2 separate regions of the Mus musculus genome follow, and region 2 is linked to region 1. Evidence: chromatin loops called from intact Hi-C (ENCODE). Cell type or tissue: left cerebral cortex. All regions are shown on one strand. Each heading gives the region's core, and the rest is flanking DNA. Links, peaks and the distances in the headings are about the cores only.

Region 1 (14,608 bases), core at 6,479-8,978:
ACCCTGTCTCGAAAAACAAAAACAAAACAAAACAAAACATAATGAATCTGTGGGTCTCATTTGCCTCAAGCTTGATCTTTGTTCCCTGGGACGCACATGGAAGGAAAGAGCAACCTCCCACAGGTTATCCTCCACTCTCAGCAGTGTGCCCTGCCATATGTGAGCATGCACACACAGAAAGAAGGCCATAGAGAGTTACAGGAAAGACCCTGAGATAAAGCAGGGAGCAGGGGAGGGCAGGAGAAATCAGTCACTCCGGAAACAGAGATGACATCACCTGTCACTCCTTCCCAGGCTTCCTGCGTGGTGGACATCGAGGACAGCAGTGGGTGGACAGCCCTTCACCATGCAGGTAGGTGCAGCTAGATTCTCCCGAATTCAAGGAAGGCCCTCTACCAACGAGCTACATCCACAGCCCTCACTAGGGAACTCTAGGTGGGGCTCCTCCCTGACCACGCCCCCAGCCCCTCAGACCACGCCCCCCAGCCCCTCACTGGGATTCTAACAGGGACTCTACCCTGACCACGCCCTTAGTTTTTAAAGAATCTGTGTTCATGTGTCCCTGCGTGTGGCCTGTGGAAGTCAAAGACAATCTTAAGGTGTCATCATCAGGTACCCTCCACACCCTCTGAGACAGGGTCTCTCTCTGAAACTGGTCTTCACGATTAAAGCTAGGTTGGCTGACCAGTGAACCTTGGATCCCCCTGCCTCTGCCTTCCTGGTGCTGGGGTCACAGACATGCACTCCCATACCTGACTTATGTGAGTTTTGGGAATAAGGCGCAGGTCCTCAGACTTCCTAGCCCTCTCAGTATGTTGACATAGAGTCTCTCTCTGTAGCCTAGGCTTAACCTTGAAGTCAGGGTTCTACTGCCTCCGCCTCTGGGTTTTTGGGTGACAGATGTGGGCCACTGTCCCTATCTGCTTTGCTTCTTTTGACCTGAATGCAGTCCCCAACAGAACCAGGCCCTTTTGCCCATTGCACAAAGAAGTTAGGCACATGTACTAGTGGGGGAACCCTATTCCTTGGACCCCAAAGCCTAGTCCCTGGGTGTACAAAGTGGGGTGCCTAGAACCCTAATTCCCTCCAGGGTCTCCTGGGTGCCTTGATTGCAGATAGGTCCTCCAGCACACCCCTCAAACCCAGACTCCATCCTCAGAGCAATTAAGGACTTACTGGAGCCAGTGAGCACAGGGTCCAGGTTAGAGCCACCTGTCCCCAGGGACGGCACACTTGAATTTACTTTAGGGGTAAGGTAATTAGCCACTAATTCCCCAGTCAGAGTGGCACCACCAGGTGGTGTCGATGCCAATAGGGGATATCTTAACAATTAAGTTGCATTTATTCATTTATTGTGAGGTTAGGGACATCCTTGTCATGGTGCTTGTGTGACAGTCAGAAGGTGACTTTTAGGAGTTGTTTGTCTCTCCACCGGCTGGCTCCTGGATGTTGAACTCAGGTCACTTGGCAGCAAGCACTTTTACCAACTGAGCCATCTTTGAGACCCATTTTTTAATAAGTTGTTTTTATTTGATTTTACATTTTTGTGAAAAAATATTTTAAAAATGTGTATGAGTGTGGTTTGGTTGCATGCATGGCTGTGTTCCATATAAGTGCCTGGTACCATCAGAGGCCAAAAAGGGGTGTCAGATCCCTGGAACTTTTACATACATGAGCTGCCATGTGGGTGTTGGGAATTGAAACTGAGTCCTCTGTGGGAGTAGCCAGTGCTCTGTTGAGCCATCATTCCAGCTCTGAGGTTTTAGTTGAGGTATGGTCTCAATCTGTAGCCCAGGCTGGCCCCTAACTTGCAGCCATCTTCCATCCTGGGCCTTCCAGCTGCTGGGATGACAAATGTTAACTGCTATAATGTATAGTGAGTTCTAGGCCAGCCTAGGTTACAGACTAAGACACTGTCTCAGCAATAAAATTATAGTGTTCTTGGCAGGCAGCTGTCTCTCCCACCTACTCTTCTTTTTTCTTGTCTGTCCCAGCGGCTGGTGGTTGTCTGTCCTGCTCAAAGCTGCTCTGTTCCTTTAAGGCACACATGAACCCCCGGGACCGGGTGAGCTGCTGGGGTCTCATTGGGTGGGAGGTACAGTGTTATCCTTATGATAGATGCTCACCATGGGCAACACCCCAGGCATCATCTGCAAAGCACGGGTGAGACTCATGCCATTTCATCCTCTCTACCAGTCGGGTGCCACACCCCTCATCATAGCGGCTCAGATGTGTCACACAGATCTGTGCCGCCTCCTCCTACAGCAGGGGGCTGCCACAAATGACCAGGACCTGCAAGGCAGGTGAGCACTTCCCCTCTAGACCTTTCCATCATATGCTGCATGATTTGGGGCAAATATCTTGACCTCTTTAAGCTGGTGACCTAGTCACCTCTTCCTCCCTTCTCTTCCTGGCCTGGGTACAAAGACAGTTGTATGGTGTTGGGGACAAGCCTCTGTCCCCTCAGCAGCTCCTTTATCCCACAGGACAGCCTTGATGCTGGCATGTGAGGGGGGCAGCCCTGAGACTGTTGAAGTACTCCTGCAGGGTGGAGCCCAGTTGAGCATCACTGATGCACTGGGCCAGGATGCCACTCACTACGGAGCCCTGACTGGAGACAAACTCATCTTGCAGCTTCTACACGAGTCTGCACGGCGCTCTTCACCTCCCAGTGGTATGCAAGCCCTACCCTTGCTCTCCTAGGCAGTTTCTGGCCATCTCCTTATATGTTACTGATAGTTTCGAGGTACTCCAGTCTGCTGTCATGAACATTTTCATGCTTCTTAACTCAGGGCAGTTTCAAGAAGCCTCAGTGGTCTGAGGATCCACTGTGATTTTCTGGGTCATCCTTAGTATAGAGACTCTGCCTTTCCTAAGAGGTGGCACCCCACCCACCCACTCCAACCTGGAGCTCCAGTGCCCTGAGTCTCTGAGAGATTAAAGGTTCTCCCCACCCAGGACTCTACCCATAGGTCTCTCTACCTTACTGTCCCTTATTCAGAGGCTGGACTTTGTGGTGCCTGACTAGGAGACCAGAGCAGTTAGATCTGAGTTTGTGGTTAGCCTGAGGTACAGAGCGAGACTCACAGTATGAACAAAAGAAGCACTAATGCTTTGGAAGCTTTGAGAGCCTGTGGAATACCTTGGGTTGGCCAGTGACCTTTCTGAGAACTGAGAACTGTGTGCTGAGAACTGGGAACTGTGTGCCCGACTGTTTCCCCTCTCTCCCCAGCCTCTCTAGAGGAGGACTCCGGAGAGGCCTCATCCCAGGTAGGAATCCGGAATCCGTGAACGTCCCCAGTGCTATGCACCACTCACTGTCCCCTGACCTACAGGAAGAGACAGACCTCTATGTACAGAGTTCTGTCATGGCCCCTATCCAGGATCTGTCCCTGCTCAGTGGCAGTGACACGAACACCAGCAGTCCTGCACACTAGGGACAGTGGATCTGGGACAGGTGACTGAGGACTGGGGTTGCTAAGGGCTGCTTCAGGCAGAGCAAGAGCGGGCCTGGCCACTTTCCACATTCCTGCCCTGGGTCTGCTGTGTCTCAGGCTTCATGGAGAATAGAAAATGACATAGAAGCCGACAGAGCCAGGGAAAGTATAAAGTACCAACAGCGAACCGTACGATCTAGAGTAAGTGGGAAGACACGGGGTCCTTCACAGTATGGAGGAGGCAGGGGAGCTGAGGCTGCTGACAGCAGCGGGTGGTCACATTGTATCCCCGAAGTGGATCCTGGCCCTGTACCCATGTGCTACACCCCCTCTGCCCATACCAGAACTCAGTGTCAAGCCATGAGAAACAAGGAGCCCCCAAGAAGAGGAAGGCACCCCAGCCTCCAGCCAGCACACCAGTTCCTGTAAGAGTTGGGGGGAGCCTGTGGCAAGGTGGGATTCTGCTAGCTCTAGAGACTTTACCTAAAGTGGTGTCCCCTGATGGGGAGGGGACAGGACGATCGGGATGCTTATGAGGAGATTGTACGCCTGAGACAAGAGAGAGGCCGGCTCCTGCAAAAGATCAGGGGCCTGGAACAGCACAAGGAACGGAGGAGGAAGGAGGTTAGGAGGCTGCAGCCCTGCAGTCTGGAGCAATTCCCTGGGATATCATACCACCTACCTTCCTATCCTTCCTTCACCCTTTCTTCCCCACTGTCCCTTTGCTCCTGACATGCAGCCCCCTCACTGGCCTTTCAACAATGCAGGCTCTGTTCAGCCCTAGGGCCTTTGCCCATGGTGTCTGCAGTACAGAATTGCTGTCTCTCCAGCTGTCCCCAAGGCTCCCTTTCTCCAACATCTCCCCTGCCACCATATTTGAAATTGTATGCTTCTTTCATTTCACCAGAGCACTCTACCACTCAAAGGCATGCTCGTGAGGGCAGGCTTGCCCATAAGGGCAGGCTCAGGTGAAAGTGCTGAGCTCAGAGTGGATGAATACTGGATGAGGAGTGGCCCACGGTGAGGAATGAGTGAACGCATGCATGCATGAATGAATGAATGGCCCTGCACAGGATCTGCTACACAGCAGGCAATGTACCTAAGCGCCCTGGGTGAAAGAACAGAATGGGGTCTGACAGTGTGAAGGATCGGTCAGAGTGGCACATAGTAGGTGCTCAGTGTACATGGAAAAAAGCCATGGCTACCAGACACTAGGTGGTAGGTGGCTGTCCAGTCCCAACCACTTCTACCTGCAGCCCCTGGAGGCGGAGGCCAGCTCAGTGCACAGCCTGGAGAGACAGGTAGGTGAGGAGGGCACAGCCAGTGTTTGGGAGGGTCCAGTGTCCTGAAGTCCTCAAGTGCTGACCTAGGCCTCTGTAGGTGCAGGAGCTGCAACAGATGCTGGCGGAGAAGCAGGAGGAGAAGGAGAGCCTGGGCCGGGAGGTGGAGAGCCTGCAGAGCCGTCTGTCCCTGCTGGAGGTGGGTGGGGCTTGGGAGTGCAGAGCCACAGAAGGAAGGTCCCTAGGGATTAGGGCGTTGCCTTAGGGGCAGGGCAAGAGGCTGGGTGGGGTGGAGCTTGGAATGGCCAAAGAGATGTAAGGAAAAGCAGGGAGTGAATGTGGAAAGAGGCTTTCATCAAAGTGTGTCCTGCCAGTGTTGGGAGGGGTAAGGGGTGGGGTCCCAGCATGGGTGAGGAGTGTGGTAGAGTGTGGCCAACTCTGACATGCCAGAACTTCACCTATGCACCATGGTGCATCCATAATGTCCCAGCCACACATGACTTCCATAAAAATCACACACTTATCAAGACTTCTGCAAACACACGCACCCATGCAAAGATTCTAGCCCCTCTGACACACACATCACAATCACACGTGCCCCAAACATATAAATATACCAGTCACACACAGGCCACAGCCCTCACACAGACACAGACACCCACACACTGCTCAGAGTGTGCAATTAGAGTTGGTGATATAGACCAGTCAATAAAGAGGTTGCTGCCAACCCTACTGACCTGAGTCCACTCCCCACATGACAGAAGGAGAGAACCAATTCTTCTGACTGCTGACTTGTACTGTGGCGTGTGTGCACATCCTGCAGGCACACACAGAATAAGTGTGATAAAATGTCCCTCCAAGCACACCATGGCACAGACATACACAGAGATGAGCATGTATTTGGGGATGTGCTGGGATTCAAGCCCAGAGCCAGACTCTGGCCAGAACATCCCTCAGTGATGAGTGCTTGCCTAGCATGTGTGAAGGCCCTGGTCCATACCTGCATCTCACTAGAAGGTGGAAGGGCCATTTGGGTGCTCAGCAGACACAGACACAGCCAGTTTGGAGCTGACCCCCAATCCCGCTGTTGTGTGGATATATGGACATTGTCAGTTTGGGAGGACCTAAAGTCTCTTGTCAGTAAGGAGCAGGGTCTGAAGGTCTACTTTGTGCTGGACTCCTAGAATGAGAGAGAAAACACAAGCTATGATGTAGCTACCCTGCAGGATGAGGAGGGTGAGATGCCTGACTTCCCAGGTGAGATCTGCCCCTCCACACACACACACACACCCTCCCTGCTGCCTACCCGGGATTCTGAGGGGTGGATGGCCATGTGGACACAAAACCACGACCATGGCCTTCCATGGAGGAGGCACATGATGCCAGAAGGGCACAGACACTATGATCCCCACCTGCCTGAGGCAATGCACCTCCCCACTGAGCAGTTCCTGACTGTCCCTCATGGCATGTGTCCCCAGCCTGACTCTGTGCTGTTCTCAACCTTGTCAGGAGCTGATGCACTGATGCCAAAGAACCAGAGTCCATCAGCAGAGGAAATAGTTGCTTCCCTACAGGAGCAGGTGGCTCAGCTCACCAGGCAGAACCAGGAGCTGCTGGAAAAGGTCCAGGTGGGGAAACTGAGGCAGTGGACATCTCTGCAGACCTCGGGGTGGGCAGGGAACATGGTGAGCCCACCTCTTAGCCTGCCTGCCTCCCCACCCCCAGATCCTTGAGGAGTTTGAAAAGGATGAGGCGCAGATGGCAGAAGAAAGTCAGGCCGAGGTCGTCCCCCTGGTCTTGTATGAATCCTTACGGGCAGAGCTTGAGCAGCTTCGGAGGCAATACACAGAGGCCATGCATTCGCAGCAGCAGCAGCAGGAGGGGGAGCCACCCAGGGCTCAAGAAGGAGAAGAGACAGCATACCAGGAAATCAAGGATAAGGGAATCACTATCCAGAATGGACCCAGCGTCCCAGACCTCAACGGCACCACATATGCAGAAACCAAAGCAAATGGAATGGAACTCCAAGCAGGAGGCTCCAAGGGTGTCTGGAATACTGAAGCAGGGGTTTCAGAAGCAGCACCCATAGAACCCGAGGCTGCAGGTTCAGAGGCCACGGGGAAAGACAGACTGGCAGCCAAGGAAATGGACACTAGTGCTACTATGGCTGAGGCCCTAAATGTGAAAGCTCTAGGTGACAATGCCGAAAGTGAGCCAGTGGCTGCCGAAGATACAGGAGGAAAAGAGAATCCAGGAATGAAAGCTGATGAGGTGGATGTGTTGGCACAGGCAGGGCTCACAGGTACAGTGATTAGAAACATGGAGGCCATCGGAGTGCGGGATACAGGAATTCAGGCCACAGGATTAGAGGCTAAGGCAGTGAAGACCACTGGAGTGCAGGCCACAGTGGCGGAGGTCATAGGAGTGAAGGTCACAGGAGTGCAGACCACAGCGATAGAAGCTATAGGAGTCAAGGACACCACCCAGGTGGCCACAGGAGCGCAGGCCGATTGCTGGCAGGCCACGGAGGCAGACTGCACCGGAGCGCAGGACACAGCTATGGAGCCCACGGGGGCACAGGCCACTGTGACAGAGACTACGGAAGCCGAGACCAGCGGCACGGAGGACCCTTGCGCTGCGATCCTGCACCCGGGGGCGGCGGCGGCGGCGCTGCAGGCCGAGCTGGAGACCCGGATCCGCGGTCTGGAGGAGGCGCTACGCAGAAGGGAGCGGGAGGCTGCGGCCGAGTTAGAGGCTGCTCGGGGCCGTTTTGCAGAGGCTGAGGAGGCGGCGCGGGGGCGGAGCCGCGAGCTAGAGGCGCTTCGGGAATTGCTGGCCACGGCCACGGCTACCGGCGAGCGCGCACGCACAGAGGCCGCCGAGTTGCGCCAAGCGCTAGCTGCCTCCGAGGCTCGGGTCGCCGAACTCAGCTCTACCGTGGACGCCGCTCGCGAGGAGCTGGAGCGCATGCGCGGGGCCTCGGTTCCTGCGGACGAGCACGAGCACGCGCTGAGCGCCCTGCGCGACCACGTGACCCGGCTGCAGGCGCAGCTGGCGGACCTGGCGCGCAGGCACGAGAAGACTAGCGCAGAGGTCTTCCAGGTGAGCGCCTGCGCCAGGCTGTCCTTTCAGAGGATTTCCGCGTGGGCCTGGGCGTCTGCGTGAATGTCTATCACATATACGCAGTACTCCGGAGGCCAGAAGAGGGCGTCCGATTTACTGGATGTTGGAGTTACAGACATGAGCCACCGCGTGGGTGTTGGGAACTGAACCCTGGTCTTCTGCAAGAGCAGTGATCTAACCCCCTTTGCTATTTCTCCAGCCCATAGTATTTCTATTTAGTTTTAATTTATTATTTTCTATGTGGTGCACACACATGGCATGGTGGGAAAGTCAGATGGCAGCCTGTGGGACACAGTCCTCTCTTTCTCATGTGGATCCTGAGCACCAACCAAGGCTATTAGGCTTAGCTGCAAGCACCTTTACCCTGAGCCATTCCCGAGCCCCCTGGTCTGTGTGTGTGTGTGTGTGTGTGTGTGTGTGTGTGTGTGTGTGTGTTTTGTTTTGTTTTTATAGCAGAGACTTGTGTGGTTGAGGCTGATTTTGAAAGCCTGATCCTTTAGCGTCTACCTCCCAATTAGAGGGATGATAGGTGTAGCATCAGTAGGACCTGTTTACACAGAGGTGCATGTTGGGCCAGCTCTCTACCCACTGAGTCCCATCTGAGTTGAAAATTTTGTTTTTGCCAACTATATTGTGTGCCCATAGCTTCACAGTGAGGCCCTGTCTCAACAAAACAAAACAAAAAAAGCGAACAAACTTCCTTAGAAGGGATTGTGTGTGTGTGTGAGACAGTTTTCGTTCTTGCTTTGGCCTTGAAGTCACAGTGTAGCTTTGGAACTCCTGATCCTCCTGCCTCAGCTTCCCGAGTATCTGGGTCACAGGCTTGCACCACAAATGAGGCCACCAGGGCACAAAGAGGCCTAACCAGCTGTCCAGGGACAAACAGCCAGTAGCCAGTGGCTCTTGGCAGGACCGGGATGTTACCAGGGTCGGGTGGGAATCAGAACCTTCCTTGAGGTGGAATGGTATCAGTTCAGCATGGAAGGGTGGGAAGAGCCGAAGGATCCAAGCCACTTTGGGGTCTAAATGTCCCGAGAGTCACGCATGGGCTTGGGCCACAGGTGCAGCGTGAGGCATTGTTTATGAAGAGCGAGAGGCACGCAGCCGAGGCCCAGCTGGCCACGGCCGAGCAGCAGCTCCGGGGGCTTCGTACAGAGGCCGAGAGGGCGCGCCAGGCCCAGAGCCGTGCCCAGGAGGCCCTGGACAAAGCCAAGGAGAAGGACAAGAAGGTGGGTTCCCTCCTTGCTCACTGTTGGTGTCCACTAACCCGAGATTACACAAAACTGAAGAACCTCCCAGCCAGCAAGGGCTTGAGAATTTAGCCCATTTCTCACATGTGAAACTGAGTCCCAGAGAAGGAAGAAAGTCTCAGCAGATTCACTTTTGGTGTTGATATGCAATGGTAACCATGGTAACAGATATCCAGCCTGTAACGTGTTCTCTAATTATCCCCATTTGAAGTAATATGCACAGAGAGGTGATACCACTCCGACAAGGTTACATGGCCACGAAATGGGTCATAAGCTGGGATTTGAACCCATTTACATATTTAAAAATGTTTAAAATGACACATATTTATTTATGTTGGACTTGGAGCATGCATGTGTGGTCAGAGGACAACTTGCCTGAATCCATATTGTGCAAGCATGTGGGTCCCAGGGATTAAACTCAGGTAGAGAGACAGGCTTGGCAGCACGTGTCTTTACCCCTGAGCTGTATCATTGGCCCCCAATTGTATCTTTTTGTGTATGCCCCTTGTGTGCATGTGCATGCGTGGAAGTCACAGGTCAATGTTGGGCATCCCATAAAATGAGATAAAAATCCTAAGTTGGCTTTATGGGTTGCTGGGTCTGGCCAGGCAGCCCCAGGCCCTGTTTTTTTTTCCAAGGTGTGCCAACACAGGCCTTAAGATAAGGGGATGCAGGGTGTTTTCTATGAAGAACCAAACCAAAACAAAAAACTGTATTTATTGACCTGGAGGCTCCATAATGTCTGGTCCCTGTTTGCTGTGAACAGACATGGCTGTGTAACAATAAAACTTTATTAATAAGTGTCATATGTGATTTGGAATCCCTTCAGTGGTCACAAAATAGATCTTTCTTTGGATTTCTTTTTCTCCAGATATTTAAAAATATGAGGAACATTTTAAGCCCTGGGCTGTATAAATACAGAGTTTTTTGGAATGTTCTCACAGCATTCGGAATTCTCCTCAAATGAGGGGATTCCTGGACTGTGTTCTGGCAAGCACCAGTGTGGTCAGAGGCTGAGTCAGCTCAGCTCCTGGCTCGAATCAGTGACCCTGTGCCAGGCTGCCCAGGAAAGGTGCCAGAGGTTCCTGGTCCCTGCCTGGCTCGGCATGTTCACTCACAGGGTCCCCTCCCTTTTGCCAGATCACAGACCTGTCCAAAGAAGTCTTTACACTGAAGGAGGCTCTGAAGGTGCAGCAGTCCACCCCAGCCAGCTCCAAGGAGGAGGAGGCTCTGCGCGGCCAGGTGACAGCCCTGCAGCAGCAGATACAGGTACTGGCTCTGTATATGGGGCAGGGGTGATGGGAGCCATAGACAGAGCAATCGGGGTAGAGGTGGGGGTGGCTGGCAGGGTACAGGCTGGGCAGGGGACCTCAGACACTTCCCGAGGCAGTCACTAGCAGCCACTGGACATGGGGTTTTGACTCTGTGGGCGTGTCTCCCTCTAGATGGGCTTCCCTCCCTTTCCATTCCAAGCCCCCTTCTCTCCTTCCCTTCCCTCCTGTTCCCTTCCTCCTTCTCCACCTCTCTTTTGTGGCAGGGTCTCAGGTAGACCAGGCTGACCTCAAATTCACAATGTACACAAGGATGACCTTGTACCTCTGATATCCCCATCTCCCGTGTGTCCACAGGAGGAGGCCCGGGAGCATGGCGCTGTGGTGGCTTTATACCGCACCCATCTCCTGTATGCCATTCAGGTGAGTCCTCTGCCTCCTGACTCCAGTCCAGCTTTATTGATCCCCTGACACTACCTGGGCCTCGGTTTCTCCTTCTGTTCAGAGCCAGCCTCATGGTTTCTGGGAACATCCCTGTGCACTGACTTATTTCTTGGGGGCATTGATACCCTGGGTTTGAATAGACAGATTTGCAAGGGAAAGGGTAGCATCTACCAGAAGCATCAGGGTGTGACTCTGCCTCTGTCATCTCCCACCTCACCAGGGACAGATGGATGAGGATGTACAGTGCATTTTGAGCCAGATTCTGCAGATGCAGCGGCTTCAGGCTCAGGGTCGCTGAGGACACAGCTCAACTGTTCAGTCTCCATCCTTCACCTCTACAAGCAGAAGCCACAGACACCATCTTCCCCAGCTCCCAGGGGATGAACAAGATTCAACACTCAATGGGAGACCAGCCTGGGGCCTTATCGATGGTGGCCAGCTGACCACCCCACACTCCCTATAGTCTGTTCCTCTGATTCCCAGCACTCCCCATTTGATATATTGGGAACCCTGATATGCCACCTACATCACAACCCCCACTCAGGAGGACAAGCTTGGTGTGTGTATGTGTGTGTGTAAAAGGGCGGGGGGTGGGGTGGGGCAGGAATACCCAGTGTGACACACTGGGTAAGGGCAGCTATGGGGCAGGGGACTCAGGACACAGTTTGATCTTCTGGTTCCATAACACGACTATGGCAATAAATGTAAGTGCAATGTAATATTTAAAGAAACCAAGTCGCAAGAGTTGTGTCTCTCTCGGGTGGAAATACACCTAGGAAGGGGTGGGAGTGTGGTCAGCAGTGGAACCCTGTGACCACTCTAGAGGTGGTGGGGTCTGGGATGATGGAGTTGATAATCGAGGCAGACTAAAATCTCATGCAATAGGCATCTTTATTCAAAGTCTCAGACAGTGTATGCTCTCAGGTTTACGAAAGGTTGCATGAGGACAGGCAGGGCTACAACGAAACCCAACCTTGGAAAAACTGAGACAGAGAGAGAGAGAGGGAGAGGGAGAGGGAGAGGGAGAGAGAGAGAGAGAGAGGAGAGAAACATGTTTTCCCTAGAAGCAAAACAGTTTCTTTGAATAACAGCAGCAAGTCATGTAATCTGAAGTAAATGCCAGGAGGAGCATGAACACACTGAGGCCGCAAGACTCTTGTCTTGTTTCTGAGTGTTCCCACAGCATTCGGGAATCTCCTTAAATGACTGGATGCATGGACTGTGTTCTGACAAGCAGGAGCCTGCTCAGCTTACACAAGACCTATGACGCCAAACTAATTTTCTTATTTTCTCTTTCTCTTTCTTTTGTCCTTCCTTCCTTCCTTCCTTCCTTCCTTCCTTCCTTCCTTCCTTCCTTCCTTCCTTCTCTCTCTCTCTCTCTCTCTCTCTCTCTCTCTCTCTCTCTCTCCCCCTCTCTCTCTCTTTCTCTGAGACAGGATTTCTCTGTGTGGCCCTGGCTATCCTGGAACTCACTCTGGATTCAAAGTTACAGAGGTCCTTCTGCCTCTGCTTCCTAAGTGCTGGGATTAAAGGTGTTCAAAACCATCAACTGCCAATGCCAACCTTTTTTTTTTTTATTTTTGGTCATCTTTCCATCCCAGATTATCACCCTGGAACCTCCCCTTTGGGACCTTAATTTTGGATGTTTTTGGTCTCAGACCAAGCTGGTTTAAACTTTTGATGCCCTGCTTCCACCTCCCAAAAGGTGGCATGAAAGGCCATTGCCATCACAGAAGGCTGGGCAAGTGTTAATATTTGGCCAACAGTATACAACTGAGAGAGATGTGAGAAATCTTAATTGTGCCTGAATAAAATTGAGGATGCCTGGTGAATATCAATTGGGTGGCTTAAATTTGACCTGAATGGGTTGGGCGTCATTCAGCTGTGAGCAGAGGGACCACACAGTGCACATAGAGTAACGATCTCTGTGTACTAGACACCCTATGACTACCCGAAGAAGTGCCTACTGTGTGCAGGAAAAGTGCAGGGACGACTTTGCAATAGGGTGCAGGTTCTATGGTCTGTGCCTGGGGTGGAGCCCAGGGTTGGGAACCACCGTGTTGAGTCCCTGAGGGCTACTCTGTCCCTAAGGAAGATGCTCCTGTCACTCAGGCCTCATTAGCCAATCAGAGTCTCGAGGCAGCTGAGTGGAGGCGGGAACTTCCGGTCCGCCATTCTCAGGTTTGACTGCGAGTCTGAGGGAAGCTCTAGTGTGTCCCGTGCTTTGAGCTGTGACCGGCTACTAGGAGCTGTGAGGAGAGCGGGCGAGCTGGGGATCCGCGCCATGGTGAGCGGGGCCGCCGCTCCCACGCGGGGAGGATCCGCGGGAGCCCGTGTGGGTTGCCCAGGGGTGCGGGAACCGGCGGCGTCCGGTGTGATCGCGTTGGTTCCCGAGGTCTCTGCACCTCCAGGCGGAAGCGGGACCTCTCTCTGACTCCGTTCCCCTGGCTGAACCTGCGCAGAGCATGGGACGCGGGAGTCGGTGCTTGGGAAGTGGTCACGCACGCGTGGCTTTCCTCCTCAGGAAAAGCAGATTTTCTGACAGGCAGAGCTCTAGTTTCTCTGTGTCCTCTAAAGTTCTGCACCGGGCACTTGACATTCGGGTGTAGCATCCATCGCAGTTAACTGCACAGTGTAAAGCCTGTGTCATTAACACATTCGCGTGTGGATGCCACGATGGTCCAGTCACGTGTGTTAGTAAGGCCAGACTCACTGTGATTCCCTGCCTAAGTTGTCCAAATCGACCGAATAGTAATTGTGTTTTTGTCCTAAGTGTTCTCTCATGATCTGTCGGTCTCAAACAGCACAGTCTTTATCGCAGGTGTAGGGTAATTTAGAAGTCAGACGGTGTCACTGTGCTGTTTATTCAGCCTTGTGTGCTCATGTTTTCATTCATGATGACCTTTTGTCATCGGCTTTCTGTCGCTCATTGCAGAAATCGTTAGACTCTTTTACTGGACGTTTGTTGAATCTATAGCTCAGATTCTGTACTGAAATAATATTGAGACTAATTGTCTACAATCTTGTCTTGCAATTTCTCTGTTTTGATTGAGTTCCTTGATTCTTTTAATTATAAAGTTATAGATTTGACTACAGATATTTGTTCCATTTCTGTGTATTTCTGGCCAACTTATCAATTGTGATGTATAAGTGATATGGGGATCTGTCTTCTTTATTTACTAAACTTCCTTCATGTGCCTGTGTTTTGCTTCCATATATTCATCACTTGGGTGTTTGGGGCCCATAGAAGACAGAAGAGCCCATTAGATGTCCTCCACTTTTTTTTTTAAGATTTATTTATATGAGTACACTGCAGCTGTCTTCAGACACACCAGAAGAGGGCATCAGATCCCATTACAGATGGTAGTGAGCCACCATGTGGTTGCTGGGATTTGAACTCAGGACCCCTGGAAGAACAGGGTTTGAACTCTTAACCACTGAACCATCCCTCCAGCCCTCGAATCAGCTTTTTTATTGGCAGGCGATGCTTCTATAGTGCACAAGCAAGTCCCTTACAGGCCACAGGAACTCTTGTAAAGGAGCAATTGCTTACCATCTCAGAGGGTTAGTCCATCATCGCCACTGTGGGGAGTATGGTTGCACATGGGCAGACATGCTGTGACAGGTCTCAGTCCAGATCAGCAGGTAGCAAGAACAGAGACACTAGGCATGGCTTGAGTCTAGTGTGAGGTGTGTAATTTTGGTTTCTTTGAAAATACACAGAAATGTTATGGGAATATGGTTTTATTTTAATTCCAGGTGCAGCGATATGGGAGTGCTTCACAGCAGGTGGCTAGGATTTG
Region 2 (14,608 bases), core at 4,232-6,731, 980 kb after region 1:
TGCCTTTTTACCTGTTTTCAAGTGGACTTACCTCACCAACTTCGTCTTCCTGGATGTCCTGGACTGTGTCAGTGTGTTAGCTCCTTGGGCACAAGTTGTCCATGACACTAATGATCCTGGGATCTAGCACCTAGCTAGAGCCTTGCACATCACTATGACTATAGAATGGCATCTGAGAAAAGGTCAGATAATACCACTTCACATAGACAGTCTAGAAGCTGGGGTCACATATCAGAGCCAATCTTCACCCTTCCTCCTTGTGGGTAAGAATTAAGTCAGGCCTGTGAAGGGAAGAATGGCTTCCATGATGCAAGAGGAAGACTGGAGCAGGCACAGTCCAGGAAATGAGGAACAGGCTGCATCCCAAGAGCTGGGAGTCCAGCTCTCTCAGACACCCCACACTTAGAACACAATCCCTAGAAAATGCAGTGGCAGTGGTCAGGGGACACCCACTGACTGATCTGTAGAGGCCCTCCTCTAGGCTCTTTAGTTCAAGACTGAGCAGCAAGGATGAGGGAGAGTCAGGGAGAAGTTGCTGTCGTTTGGTGACAGGACTGTTACTAGGAAGACTCCAGCATAGAATGAAGGTCTGAAGAGGGGAGAAGTGGTTGCACCATAAAGCTTCTAGATACATCTGAGCCTCACATCACTTTTGCATGACACCTCCCACTGTCACAGTCCTCCTCTCATTACTGTCTCCTCAGTGACAGTAGCACCTTGTATGGCCTGGTCTCCTATATGGAGACAGAGAAATCGTCATATGATCTTAAAAGGCATAATATTCTTGTCAGAGGATAGTCTACTGGGACATGGGCTTCTGCAGCAGCTGGTGACAACACTGCAGCTTGAAGTGAAAGGGACCACGTCCATCCACACTGTTCATATCCAGCTTCACTCATACAAGCATTGGATTTCTCAGTAGCATCTCTTGGCCTTGGACTCCACATCATGACACTGTGTCTTCTGTATCTACTGGGCCACTCCTCATGTGTCTTCTGGCCCTAATGAAGACACATTTCATTCTGTAGACCCCAGACTCCATCCAAGGTCCTGCACGTCTCCCACACTGAACTCCCCCCCCCCCCCCCGAACTTGATTCTGGACAGCACTCGTGGAGAGGCCTCAAAAATCTCTGTCCACTCTGGATTTGAACCTTAGAAGCCTTAATGTAGCATTGTATAACAGGAATCATGATAACATCTCTTTTTAAACTCTGGGCACAAAAATTGCCATTATAATCAAGTTTATTCAGAGAAGAATCATAATTGAAGGAGCCACTGCAAATGGTCTCGTGTGATATTGAAAATAAGCACCTACCTAGTCAAACGCTAGAGATGCTCTTAGGCAGTTCTTAAGAGACACTGGACCAGGCATGGTCCTTTATACCTGTAATCTCACTGTTTGGGAAGTGGAAGCAAAAAGACTCTTAGTACCCTAGCAAGATTTTATTGAAAGGACCCAGATGTAGCTATCTCTTGTGAGACTACGCCGGGGCCTAGCAAACACAGAAGTGGATGCTCACAGTCAGCTAATGGATGGATCACAGGGCTCCCAATGGAGGAGATAGAGAAAGAACCCAAGGAGCTAAAGGGATCTGCAACCCTATAGGTGGAACAACATTATGAACTAACCAGTACCCCGGATCTCTTGACTCTAGCTGCATATGTAACAAAAGATGGCCTAATCGGCCATCACTGGAAAGAGAGGCCCATTGGACACGTAAACTTTGTATGCCCCAGTACAGGGGAACGCCAGGGCCAAAAAGGGGGGGTGGGTGGGTAGGGGAGTGGGGGTGGGTGGGTATGGGGGACTTTTGGTATAGCATTGGAAATGTAAATGAGCTAAATACCTCATAAAAAATGGAAAAAAAAAGACTCTTAGTTTGAGGTCAGCATGTGCTACACACACAGCAAGACCTTTTTGTAGAGACCTATTGTACTGGTTGGTTTTGTGTGTCAACTTGACACAAGCTGGAGTTATCATAGAGAAAGGAGTTTCAGTTGAGGAAATGCCTCCATGAGATCCAGTTGTAAGGAATTTTCTCAATTAGTGATCAAGGTGGGGAGGGTCAGTGTGGGTGGTACCATCTCTGGGCTGGTAGTCTTGGTTCTATAAGAGAGCAGGCTGAGCAAGCCAGGGGAAGCAAGCCAGTAAGTAACATCCCTCCATGGCCTCTGCATCAGCTCCTGCTTCCTGCCCTGCTTGAGTTCCAGTCCTGACTTCCTTTGGTGATGAACAGCAATGTGGAAGTGTAAGCTGAATAAACCCTTTCCTCCCCAACTTGCTTCTTGATCATGATGTTTGTGCAGGAATAGAAACCCTGACTAAGACACCTACAGATCCTGTGAACTGGAGACCAGCCTGATCTACACAGCAAATTCTAGGTGAGCCAAGAATGTATAGTAAGACTATCTTTAAAAAAATATTAAGATTTATTATGTATACAGCATTCTGCCTGCGGGCCAGAACAGGGTACAACTCATAGATGGTTATGAACCACCAAGTGGTTGCTGCGAATTGAACACAGGACCTCTGGAAGAGCAGACAGTGCTCTTAACCTCTGAGCCATTGAGCCCCCTAAATTCGGTGTTTTAAAAAGTAGTTTTACTTAATAAATTTTAAAATACATATTTGAAACATTATTCACAGAATTCTTGGCACAGCTGTTATTTTGAAGTTTCTACTGCTGTGAAACATGAGGTTCGTGGCGTCTCTCTTTCAGTCCCAAAAGCTCCGTTTTGAGTTCTCCAGGCTTTGGTGGAATTTCAGGTATTGTCTACAAAAAAACAACAACAACAACAACAACAACAACAAAAGCCAAAAAACAGATACCATCACATTCTGAAACAACACTTCAATATGATCTAAAAAGCTTTAGAAAAAACAAAAGCCTCGTGCATGCTACTCAGTACCAGGCCATTTTTATGAAGACTCCTGATTGATCTGAATTTCTTGCTGTCTTGAATAGATCGTCCTGGCAAATCTCAAGTCCTAGAGGATGCACAGGGATAAATCCAACTGACTCACAACTGTGATTTCAAATGAGAATTCAACATTTGAAAATCCATTCCCACAATATTTGCTAACTCTCTGCCATGCACCAGGCCTAGGAAATAACTATTGGTAGTTAATGTACCCAAAAGACTGGAAGCAGCCAGCATGTGATGTGCATAAAGTCATACATGAGCAACACACAATTCTACCTTTCAGAAAGACAGAGGGAAATGGGTGCAGAATGTATATGACAGAGTTTGATTCCCAGCACCACAAAGGTACAAAAACAATGGTTTTCAGTACAGTAGAATTGGAACTGTGAGTCTATCACAATAAAATTGTAGAATCTTTTTACTGCTTCAAAAGAAACTCCTATTCCATTCCCAAGTGGTCCCCACAAGCCAACTCTGTCCATATATATTTGCCCACCATATATCATGTGGTCTTTTATTGCTCAATATTTTCATGTAGTGTTTGCAAAGTTCATTCATGTAGGATCACTGAATGCTATTCCCTTATAAAGATGTACATGTTTTCCATAGGTATTCAGGTATCTGAATTGTTCCCACCTATGAACATGTACAGAATCAAACAAGTAAGTATGACAGATGTCTTAGTGTTTGTTGGGGAGAAAACTAAACTGGGAATTGCAGGAACATATATGCTGTTTGAGGAACTAGCAGACTAGTTACATATAAAAACAGCCGTGTGATATTCTATTCCCAAGGGTAGCGTATGAAGGTTCCAATTTCTCCCTGTCCTTGACAACTGCTGTTTCATTATGGCCAGCAGAGTAGTGGTTCTGACTGCAGATTGCATTTCTCTGGTTGTTAGAAAATGAGCACCTCTACACAGGCTTTTGGCTCAGAGGGTCACTTCAGAACATGGAGGAGGAAGAGGAGGAGGAGGAGGAGGAGGAAGGGGAGGAGGGAAGGAGGGGAGGAGGGAGGAGGATGTGGAAACAGTCTTGTTTCAGGCTAATAGGATCACAAGGGCAGAGGACCAAACCAAAGACTATGTCTTCAGTTCAAGGAAGTCATCGGTACAGCTGACACAGTGTTCAGCAGGTTAGAAAGCTTAGTTGGTGGACAGTGGGAGGGACATAAAGAGTCCGTGGCTTTTGCTTTGGAAGCAGGAAGATACTGGTGAGTTTTGAGGAGAACGACATGGCCTGACTCCAGGATAAAAAAGAGCGATGGAAGCTCTGTTGAGACGTTTCAGGGAAAGCAGGAGTGGAGGGCAGAAGATGGGCAGGAAGCTACTGTCTTAACTGAAGAGAGAAACTGACGGTGGCTTGGCTAGGGTAGGCAGTGTGGTGATCGATGTGGACAGATGTGGATGTATTGTCCATATTTACCCAGTGGCATTTGCTGAGGCACACAATAAGAGATGAATTAGGATGAGACCTGGGGTTCAGCCTAAAGAACTATGAGAATACAGTTGTCTCTTTTGCTGTCCTAATGAGTGAGTTATGCTGGACACCTAAAACAAAGCATCTTAGCTGTTCTCCCTAAGGCAGCACTGAGTGCCAACTTTGGGCAGCCACCACGGTCTCCTTTCCTCTGCTCTCTCCCCAAACCTTTCAGTTATAACAGTGGTGGCTGGAATAATTGCAAAAGACAAGGTAGGTAATGGACATAAATCCCTTAAATAATAGGAAAGCATTCAGCATCCTATAGCAGCCAGCCACCTTGGCCTCTACGCCTATCAGTAAAGATTCTCTACTAACCAGTCTGAGGTGGCCTAGGACCCTTAGTACCGCTCATTTTAGAGACTGGTTTTGTTTTGCTTTCTCCCCAACTACAGGTAGCTGCTGGTAACAACCCTTGCACATCTCCAATAGTAATGAGATGAATCAAGTCAACCTCACAGGATCAAATTCTAGGCATTATTTCCTCGGTAAAGTGCGGCAGGCAACTACTCCTGCAGAAACGAGACACAAAACTGCATTTCCATTGAAAGTTCGTGACACTTTCTGTTTCACTAAGATATGCATATATCTATCTATAAGCATATAGATAGATATAGATTTAGATATAGATATAGATATCCCACTCCCGCGATACAGTTTCTCTGTGTAGCCCCGGATGCCCTGGAACTCGCTCTGTAGACCAGGCTGGCTCACCACAACTATTAGACACACTCTTGAGTGTTAAGAGCGAGCTAGGTATCCAAACACTGGGGACAATCTAAAAGTCAAGAGGGACTGAGCAAAGTGGACTGAACGCGAGGGTCTCACCCCGAGGATGGGCACGCGCCCTACAGCACTCACCAGGTCAGGCCGATAGTACCAATGCACCACCTGGGCCCCGGCGCACATGGCCAGGAGGCTGGAGGAAAGCATTTTCAAGTAGGCGGACCAGGGTACGCCCCCGGGCATGGTGGAGAGCTGGCGGGGACGGAAAGGGCACAGCGTTAGAGGGCTGGGTAGCCTTCAGATGGCCTGACCGCTGACCCTGGGTGGCTGAGTCGCAACACCACCTCGGGTGCCCCCGCAACTTCCTCCCCCGCGACCAGCGAGCGGGGCACCTGCTAGCTGCAGCCTGCGCCCGCCGAGCAGGGGAAGGAGGGCTCGGCGGTTCCTCGCTCCCTCAGCCACTCAGGGAGACGCTGGAGCCCCTCGTTCCTTCCCACGACTATGCGCGCACGAGACTGTACCGCGGAGTGCACGCGCGCAGGGAGACAGGTCACAGGGTCGCTTTAGAACCAGGACGGACCTCCAGCGGGCAGGAACCAAAGTACAGGGTCCGACGCAGCGACGGAGCGGAAAGCGGAGGCAATACTCGCGCAGGCGCACTCGATTGTTTCTGACGGACTTGGGGCTGGAATTGGGCGGGGGGGGGGGGGGGGAATTGACCGTTTCCACCCCTTAGCCAGCCTGGAATCCTAGCTCCTGGTTGGTCACTGTCCCAATCCTGCGTTTGCCATTCCTGGCAACTGTGATGTTTACAGCATCCTTTGATCTTTCGCACAAAGGAAACTGCACGTGTCCCACGTGGTTAGGAAGAGGCGGGGTTTCGCAGCACAGCACTTGCAAGGGCAAAGGGCAGGTCACACTACAGCTCCTCTTCTTAACCTGCAAATCGGACACCTTTGGAAGGACTCACTGACCGCTTTCTGGGAGTCGTCTATCACATCTCCTGTATATCAGATATTTACAAGTCACAGCAAAATCACTGTTATAAAATAGCAACAAAGTAAATTGTATTGTTGAGGCTCACCACAGCCTAAGGGTATTAAATAAAAAATCCTGAGGGTGTTGCAGGGTGGAAGCATTAGGAAGGTTGAGAACCACTGCTCTAGAGAGAGCAGCTCAAAGCTTTATTCTCCTGGTTCCTGCGGTTCTTTGAAACTTTACACAGAGCCACACCCAGGTACAGTACCTTTGGGTCATGGTTTTACTGGAAAAGAGACCTCCAATCACCTTACTTAATCTGAGAGTGTTTTTGATTGTGGGTTCATGCTTTGATTGTGGGTTCATTTTTGTTAAGTAAACTGCAAGAATTTTGAAGCATTAAGGTAGCATTGTGTAACAGGAATCGTGATAACTTTTTTTTTTAACTCTGGGCACAAAATTGCTCAGGATTGGGGGTGGAGGGCATTTGTCATTAAACCTGACTACACAATTTTGCTCCCCCAGCCCCACATGATGGAAGCAGAGATAGCTCTGTAAATTCTTTTCTTACACACACACAGGCACACACACATGCTTTTTTTTAACTTCATGATAATAAAAAAAATTAGTTTTAACTAAATGGTATTAAGTTTGACATATAATAATCTCACAGAAAGTATACATCTGGAAGACTATACCCACAACTAAGGCAATCAACATTATGCCCAAGTTTTCTGTGACTGTTCATGTGTGGGCACATATGCGATTTAGAGGTCAAAGGACAACTTCAGGAGCATTGAATCTCAGGCACTGTCCTTTCCTCTCTTTTTCCTTTTATTCCTCTTCCAAACTGGGTGTCTCATTGACCTGGAGCTCCCAAAATAGGATAGGTTAGCTGCCCAGTGAACCCAAGAGATCGGCTTGTCTCTGCTTCACTAGAGCTTAGCCCAATTGGCGACTTCCAGGTACCTGTCTCAGAACTAAACATGTAAATTAAACATGGTGGTTTAAATAGGTATGAGAAATGGCTCAACTTTTAAGAGTGGGTAGGGCTTTTGCAGAGGACTAGAAGGACACTGGCAACACTCAGGAAACTCACAGCCATTTCTAGCTCCAAACTTCTGGATCCCATGAGCACCTGTGCTCACATGCCTGGACCCACACATCCCCTCATGCATGTAATTCAAAATTAAAAAAAAAAATTCAAAAAGGCTGAGCATGGTGGCACACACCTTTAATTCCAGTTCTAGGGTAGCAGAGGCAGGGAGATCTCAGTAAGTTGGACGACAGTCTGGTCTACATATAATAAAATTCCTGAACAGCCAGGAGTACATAAAGAGACTGTGGTGGTGGTTTGAATAGGCATGGCCCCCACAGACTCAAGGGTTTGAATGCTTGACCCATGGAGAGTGGCATGATTAGAAGGTGTGGCCTATTGGAGTATATGTGGCCTTACTGGAGGAGGTGTCTCACTGGGCTTTGAGGTCTTAGATGTTCCAGCCAGGCTGTGTCTCACTCCCTTCCTGCTGCCTGCCAATCAGACATAGAACTCTGAGCTACCTCTCCAGCACCATGCATAACTCCTGTGTGTCCCAGTGCTTTCTGCCATGATGACAGACTAAACCTCTGAAACTATAAGCCAGCCCCAATGTTTTCTTATAAGAGTTGCTTCGGTCACAGTGTCTCTTCACAGCTATAGAAACCCTAAGACAGTAAGTAAATAAGAATAAGATGCAGAGTAACTGAGAAGTTATTTAATGTCAGCCTCTGACTTCCACACTTATCTACACAGGTACATGTACACCCAAACAGACACATACATACAAAATACAAATTAAAATGCATCATAATAGTTCAAACTGGACTTGAGCTTGCAGTGATCCTCCTGCCTCATCCTCTCAACTGCTGGGCTTATAAGAATATACCACCATCCACTGCTCTGGCTCATAGACTTCTGTATACTTGTATCCTTTGGTGGAGTATCTGTTCAAATCTCTTGCCCATTTTTTAAGATCTCTTTAATGTCATGCATTTGAATGTTTTGCCTACATGTATGTACCATGTGCATGCCTGTGCACTCAGAGGTCGGAAGAGGGTGTTGAACACTCTGGAACTGGAGTTACAGGTGGTGTGAACCACCATGTGGATGCTGGGAACTGAACTCCAGTCCTTTGCAAGAAAAGCATGTGTGTTAAACACACTCTCCAGCTCAATCGACCTGTTTGGTTTTTTTTTTTAAACTGTAAACTGTTCTTTATTTTGGATACAAGCCTTTTATCAGATACACTGCAAATGTCTCTTTCCAATCTATGCTTTATCTTTTCCTTAGTAGTATAACGAGACACTTAAAAATTTAAATAAATTCCAAATTTATTACCCCTCCCCACCCTTTTATGAGACAAGGTCTCTCTATCTTAGTTAGGGTTTGTATTGTTCTGAAGAGACACTAAATGTTTTCTTATAAGGGAAAACATTTAACTGGGAATGGCCTAGTTTCAGAGGTTCATCAGAGTCGGGAGGTAGCTTCTTCTTCTTGCATGCTGCCAGAGAAGAAGCTGAGAGTTCTACACCTTGATCCACAGGCACCAAGAGCCTGTTATACCACACTGAGCATAGCTTGAGCATGGAAGACCTCAAAGCCTACCCCACAGTAATACGCTTTCTCCAACAAGGCCACACCTACTACTCCACCAAGGTCATACTTCCTAATAGTGCCACTCCTTATGAGCCAAACATTCAAATACATGGTCCGTCTCTATAGGGATCATGCTTATTCAAACCACCTCAGTCTATGTGGTCCAGGCTGGCCTCAGACCCTAGGAACAAACAGCTGAGGTGCATATCTTACATACCAGAGCAGACCTGGCCTCCGGGACCTCCTGCATCCCTCAGGCCCTATCTCGAATCCCTGCCCTGAACTTTCCAGCCCAGGGGCTGGGCGGCCCTTCCCACAGAGGCTCTTTGCTACATAACCCAGACATTTTGGTTTCTTCTCTTCTTCTTCTTCTTCCTCCTCCTTTTCCTTCTCTCATGCGAACACACTTTCTCTCTTTCTCTTCCCCCCTCCTCTCTCCTTCCCCATGGCGACTTCCCCTGCCTCCTTCCTTGGGAGCAGTAAACTTACCAGGAGAGCAGCTTCCCAATAAACCAGAAGTTATATGCATTTTAATCTGGTTTGAATTGGCTCAGTTCACCAGTGGAGAAAAAAACTTATCAGTGTGACTAAAAGTGTGTGCCACCATAGCCCAGCCCTTTTGGAAAATAAAAGTTTTGAATTACATACATATGGGGATGTGTGGGTCCATGTGTGTGAGCACAGGTGCCCATGGAATCCATTAGTTTGGAGCTAGTGATGGCTGTGAGCTGCCTAAGTGAATGCTGTCTCAACTCAACGTCCTTCTAGTCCTCTGCAAGAGTCCCACCTACTCTTACAAGCTGAGCCATTTCTCCAACCCCAAAGTTGTTTCTTTTCTAAGTAGAGTTTTCACTGTTTTATATGTATTTTACTTTATGCATCTATGTGGCTTTGCTTGCAGGTTATTGTGCCCCTGCTTTCAGGTCTAGTGCCCCAGGAAATAAGACAAGGATGTCATACCCCTCAGGACTGGAGTTAGAGACAGTTAGTTGTGAGTCACCATATGGGAATCGAAGCCAGGTCCTCTGGAAGAGTAGCTGGTGTTCTTAACAGCTGAGCCATCACTCCAGCTGCCGATATGCTTCCCTTTAAAATATCCTAGGATTAAAAATATATACATATGGAGCACAAAGCCCTGGCCATCTCTGAGCTCACATCACAGAAGGGAGAGATCATTGTAATTTAACCAACGCCTCTTGTGAAACAAACCAGGCAATCTAATTCAGTCGGGCTTCTCACCATTTTCTGCCACGTAACCTAAAGAAACAGGGAAGCCTAACACTCGAAGATGTCAGTGTTCTGGATTCCTCGGGACAATGGAAGAGAGACATGGTGGGATGAGTGATCAGCCTCTCAAGGACTGAATGGTGGCAAGTTTCCTGGAAGTGCCCCCATTATTTATTTATTTATTTGCTTTACATCCCAGTCAACCTCCCCTCACAAGTCCCTCCCATTACTCCCTCCCTTCTCCTCATAGTACAGTCACTTGACAACATTCACTTAGGTGATACCCAAAGTGAGTGCTACCACCCCATCTTGGGACATCAAGTCATAGAAGGACTAATCATAGCCTCTCTCACTGAGCCCAACCAGGCAGTCCAGCTAGAGGAAGGGGATCCAAGAACAGGTGGGGGCTCACATAAAGACCAGGCTTCAATCTGCTACAAATGTGTAGGAAGCGTAGGTCAAGCCCTGCACGCTCTTTGGTGGGTGGTTCAGTCTCTGTGAGCCCCCATGGGCCCAGGTTAGTTGACTCTGTAGGTCTTCTTGTGGTGTCCTTGCTCACTTCTATCCCTCACTTTTCCACAGGACTCCCAAACACTGCTGAGCCATCTCACCAGCCCCCTAGAAGTGTTGTTTATTGTTACATAAAAGGCACTTTTAGCAAGTTAACTTCTGCATACCCAAACCTCTTCTATGATCTAGGGGTTATGAAGGAGCCATTGCCCAAGATTCTCAGACACAGGAGACTACCTGGTCTGCCAGGTACGTCTAAGGACTGATACTGTAAAACCCTTTGAAGGAACAACCCCCTCAAATCTCAGATAACAATCGCTGACAAGAGGCTACCTCAAAGCCTAGGTGTCATCACTCTGGGATTCACGGAGAGGGCTAGACGCCGTTAGACAACTCTCTGGCCAAACACCCACAGCAGACATTGAAAAGAAATTAAATGAAAACTCTTGGGGCTGGAGAGATGGCTCAGCGGTTAAGAACACTGACTGCTCTTTCAAAGGTCCTGAGTTCAAATCCCAGCAACCACATAGTGGCTCACAACCATCTGTAATGAGATCTGACTGCTCTCTTCTGGAGTGTCTGAAGACAGCTACAGTGTACTCACATAAATAAATAAATAAATAAATAAATCTAAAAAAAAAAAACAAACAAACTCTTAGAACCTCCGAAAGTCAAGTATGGTGATACATGCCCTGTAATCCCAGTCAGTATGCAAGAGAGTGAACAGGAGACTTGCCTCAGGTTGAGGCCAGCCTGGACTACAGCTGCAAAGCTCTAAGCCAAGTCAGGGGTACACAGTTTTGTAATTATCTCAAAAACCAAAAGAACCTCCGAGAAATCGAGGTGAGATTGCTGTCTAAGGTTCTAAAGCAGAGATGCATCTAGCATCTAGGCGAGTGTTTGTCCATCTCCAACGTAGACAACTGTTTATGGAAATCTTTGTAATCTACCAAGAGCTTCCCCTTACAGATTAGTAAACTGAGGCCCAAACATTGGTGGCTTCCAATCTTAGGTTTTCCAGTTCCAATCAGCCCTACTCCTCATCACAGGAATTGACAAGAAAGACAATTGAAAAGAAAGAATGTTGTTTTGTGTAAGGCACAATATTTATTTATCATTATTATAATTATCATTTTAGTTTTTCACGACGGAGTTTCTCTGTGTAGTATTGCCTGTCCTGAAACTCGCTCTATAAACCAGGCCAGCCTCGAACTTAGTTCTGCCTGCCACTGTCTATGCAAATGCTGGGTCGCCCAGCCAAGACACATAGTTGCGGGGGAGGGGGTGGTTGTTTTCATTTTAATTTAATTAACTTTACGTCCCGTTCACAGCCCCACCCCCACCCAGTCCCACGCTTACAAATCCTGCCCCCTTCTCTTCTCAGAGAAGAGGAAGCCCCACTTGGGTAAGACTCTGGTACATCTAATCTCAGCAAGTGTAGGCACATCCTTTCCCACTGAGGAAACACGCAGTCCTCTTCCCCCAGTCCGCGCTGGGTCCACTGGCAAGGAACAGAGACCTAGACAGCCCCTGTTCCACTTGTAGGGGACTCACACGGACACCAAGCTTCACATTTGCTACAAACGTGTAGAGGGGTCTAGGTCCAGCTCCTGAAAGCTCCCTGGTTGGTAGCTCAGGCTCTGTGAGCCCCAAGTCAGGTAGCTTTTAATCCGCACAAAATTTGAGGTGAAAAGACATGAATTTGCCACCACGCATAATACATCCTAAAGGCCATCACCCTTAACCCACACCTTCAAGGAAACTTAGAGCCCACAAAAGCTGACGTCAGCCGGGCGCTCCCCATCCTCGCCGAGATCCACGTTTCCCGAAAGGCTAAGCGGCGGTCGGGGCGCCCCGAAAAGGACACGCCATTGGCCTGGCCAGCATCACGTGATGGCGAGGCCGCCGGCCTCCTCGGAGGGGGACGGAAGTGCGCTGGGGACTCGCCGCGGTGATGTAGCAGCGTGGGAGGGGCCGAGGCCAGCGCCGTCCATCCACCGGCCGCCCCGATCCTGTGGTGAGTCCGCGCGCTGAGCGGCAGAGCGGGCGCCCGTGGGCTCGGCAGGAGTGGCCGTACCCTCGGCGGCGCCGCCATGGACGCAGAGGCCGCGCGCAGGTAACGCGGGCGCTCGCGGCTGGGGTCGGTCAGGGCCGCGGCCCGCACAAAGGCCGGCTTGCGCGTGCGCAGTGGGGACCTCCCCGCTCCCCACACGTCCCCCCCCCCTCCCAGGTCCGCGCACGTCCTCTGCCTCCCGTACCCGCGAGCTTTAAAAGGTGGTGTGTGCCCGGCCGCAGCCTCCGCCCGCGCGGTTCTTCACCCTCCGTCACCGTGGACTGTAAAGGCGAAGCGGGTACCCTGTGGCCGCGGTTGCTGCGGGGTCCTTCTCATCCTCGCGGGATAGATACTATTGCTGTGGAGTGTGTATAACACGCTAAGAAGTCAATCTGTAGATGTCTTTCATTCTGGGATGGTCTTTAAAATTGTCCCTTAGTGGTAATGGGGATGTCAGGGCGGGCCTGACAAAGTATAGGTTTGGGGATTTAGACTCTTCGCAGAAAGCTAAGAAAAACAAAATGGCAAGGTCTTCGCAGGTAAAAGGAATGGAGATTTAGGTATTAGCCCTGCCTGGCGAAGAATTAGCTTGCCTCTAAGTGGCAAATGGACATTGAACTTAGGCAAGAGATTCTGTCTTCAGCCCGCCTTCCCACTCGACGGCTGTATTATGGTACATCTTTGAGCAGATTGACGGGGGCTGATGGCAGTCCATGGGAGTTGAAATGAAAGTCTGGTTTACCACTCAAAGATCCAAGGGACACTGCAGAAGGGCCTCTACTCACAGGACAGGTAGACCTATCTTAAAGCCTTTACCAACTACAGGGTGCCAGGGACCTGCTGGTGAAAGTGGGAAATATGCCGGCCCAACTTTCAGAGGGGTTTGTAGAACTGATAGGTTGAACTGGAGTCTACATAAATACATGCTGAATGGATGCAATAGTGAATCATTAACAAAAAGAGGCACAATATTACATGTGTGTGTACGTGTGTGTGGTCTGTCTCTCTCTCTCTCTAACCCAAGACTAAATAGTGTGTGTGTGTAAGACCTTGATGTCATACTACTGAAATGATTTAAAAATGAACCCAGATTTTTATTATTATTTGGGAGTGTGTGGTTGGGGATTGAGCCCAGAGCCTCCAGTGTGCTAAGCAAGCTTACCACTGAGTCATGTCCCTCAGCCATCTTCTTACTCGTTATTTTGAAAGGTCTTGCTGTGTTGCCTTGGCTACCCTTGGCTTCACTCTGTAGCTCCGGTGGACCTTAAATTCATGAGCCTCATGCCTCAGCCTCTCAGATGGCTGGGGTTATGGGCCTTTCCTCCCAGGCCCAGCAGGAACTGGAAATTCTGACTAGTCCTAAAGTCTTCCTGCACTCTGCATGTAGGAGCTAACGCACGGGTAAGTGTGCATTCTCCGTGTAGCGCTGTCAGCAGCAGATGTGTATGTGGTGTTCCTTCACGGTCCACACTGCCAGCTCCCTGGAGCTGTGTGTGTTGCAGTAAATATCATTTGGGGGTTTCTACCTCACCTCAGATCATTTAGTTCCCAAATATAAGACACAAAGTTCTTTCGATTTTTATAATAGGCTTAAAAGCACTAGAGCTGGGCAGATATCGGCCCTCCATGCTAGTTTGTCTGCTTCCCTGTCAGTAGCCCCGAGACATCACGTGTCATGTTTTGTTTGGGCTGATCCTGCTGCATCAGGCCAGCCCTCGGGGCCATGTGCTAAGATCCTCCTACCCCATGGAGACTTTTCTTTCACCTCTCTCTGGTGGTCCCTCCTGAGACCCCAAGCCCAGGAACCTTCGTTCTGTCCCCTCTCTTCTTCACAGCCCAGGCTGTAGGCATCTTTATTAACCAATGGGGGGAGAGGGGCAGGGCTACGCAACAAAAGCTGATGCATGTGAAGATCTCATCCCTGAGATGGGAGGGAGAGGGACAACCAGATCTCAGTAGGTAGCATTTGATAGAGAGCAAACCAGACCAGTCCCCTGTGCAGCGTTGAGCTTGTTTAGCACTGGTCATTGTTTGTGGCTGTTCAGTAGGATGTATCCTTGTTCAAATGAGATGC

Evidence for each region. Peaks named below come from ENCODE experiments on the same cell type or tissue, not always from the same donor. Only the 100,000 strongest peaks of a DNase experiment are listed, where the experiment ranks them.
Region 2: a loop joins it to region 1, with 8 times the contacts of the local background. A loop is called at or near these places in 5 of 42 quality-filtered maps.

The regions. Positions count from the first base shown.
Region 1 is chr10:81,636,075-81,650,682 of GRCm38, forward strand. Ankrd24 (ankyrin repeat domain 24) reads left to right here. Exons shown (of 20, transcript NM_001374016.1): 6 at 295-352; 7 at 1,995-2,065; 8 at 2,197-2,303; 9 at 2,487-2,674; 10 at 3,233-3,270; 11 at 3,782-3,862; 12 at 3,954-4,061; 13 at 4,694-4,738; 14 at 4,818-4,916; 15 at 5,902-5,974; 16 at 6,227-6,345; 17 at 6,443-7,819; 18 at 10,231-10,359; 19 at 10,719-10,784; 1 more. The coding sequence ends at 11,103. Gm10778 (predicted gene 10778) reads left to right here and starts at 12,995. Exons shown (of 4, transcript NM_001142963.1): 1 at 12,995-13,092. The coding sequence starts at 13,090. In left cerebral cortex, for the core only: a CTCF peak has its summit at 7,908 (motif pointing right); DNase peaks (open chromatin) are centred at 6,552 and 7,714; H3K4me3 peaks cover 2,099 bases; H3K27ac peaks cover 2,061 bases.
Region 2 is chr10:82,617,442-82,632,049 of GRCm38, forward strand. It overlaps 1190007I07Rik (RIKEN cDNA 1190007I07 gene), which reads right to left and starts at 5,787. Exons shown (of 3, transcript NM_001135567.1): 1 at 5,524-5,787; 2 at 5,267-5,383; 3 at 2,410-2,776. The coding sequence starts at 5,374. The coding sequence ends at 2,681. Tdg (thymine DNA glycosylase) reads left to right here and starts at 12,397. Exons shown (of 10, transcript NM_172552.4): 1 at 12,397-12,597. The coding sequence starts at 12,575. In left cerebral cortex, for the core only: a CTCF peak has its summit at 5,655; DNase peaks (open chromatin) are centred at 5,503 and 5,869; H3K4me3 peaks cover 1,736 bases; H3K27ac peaks cover 1,276 bases.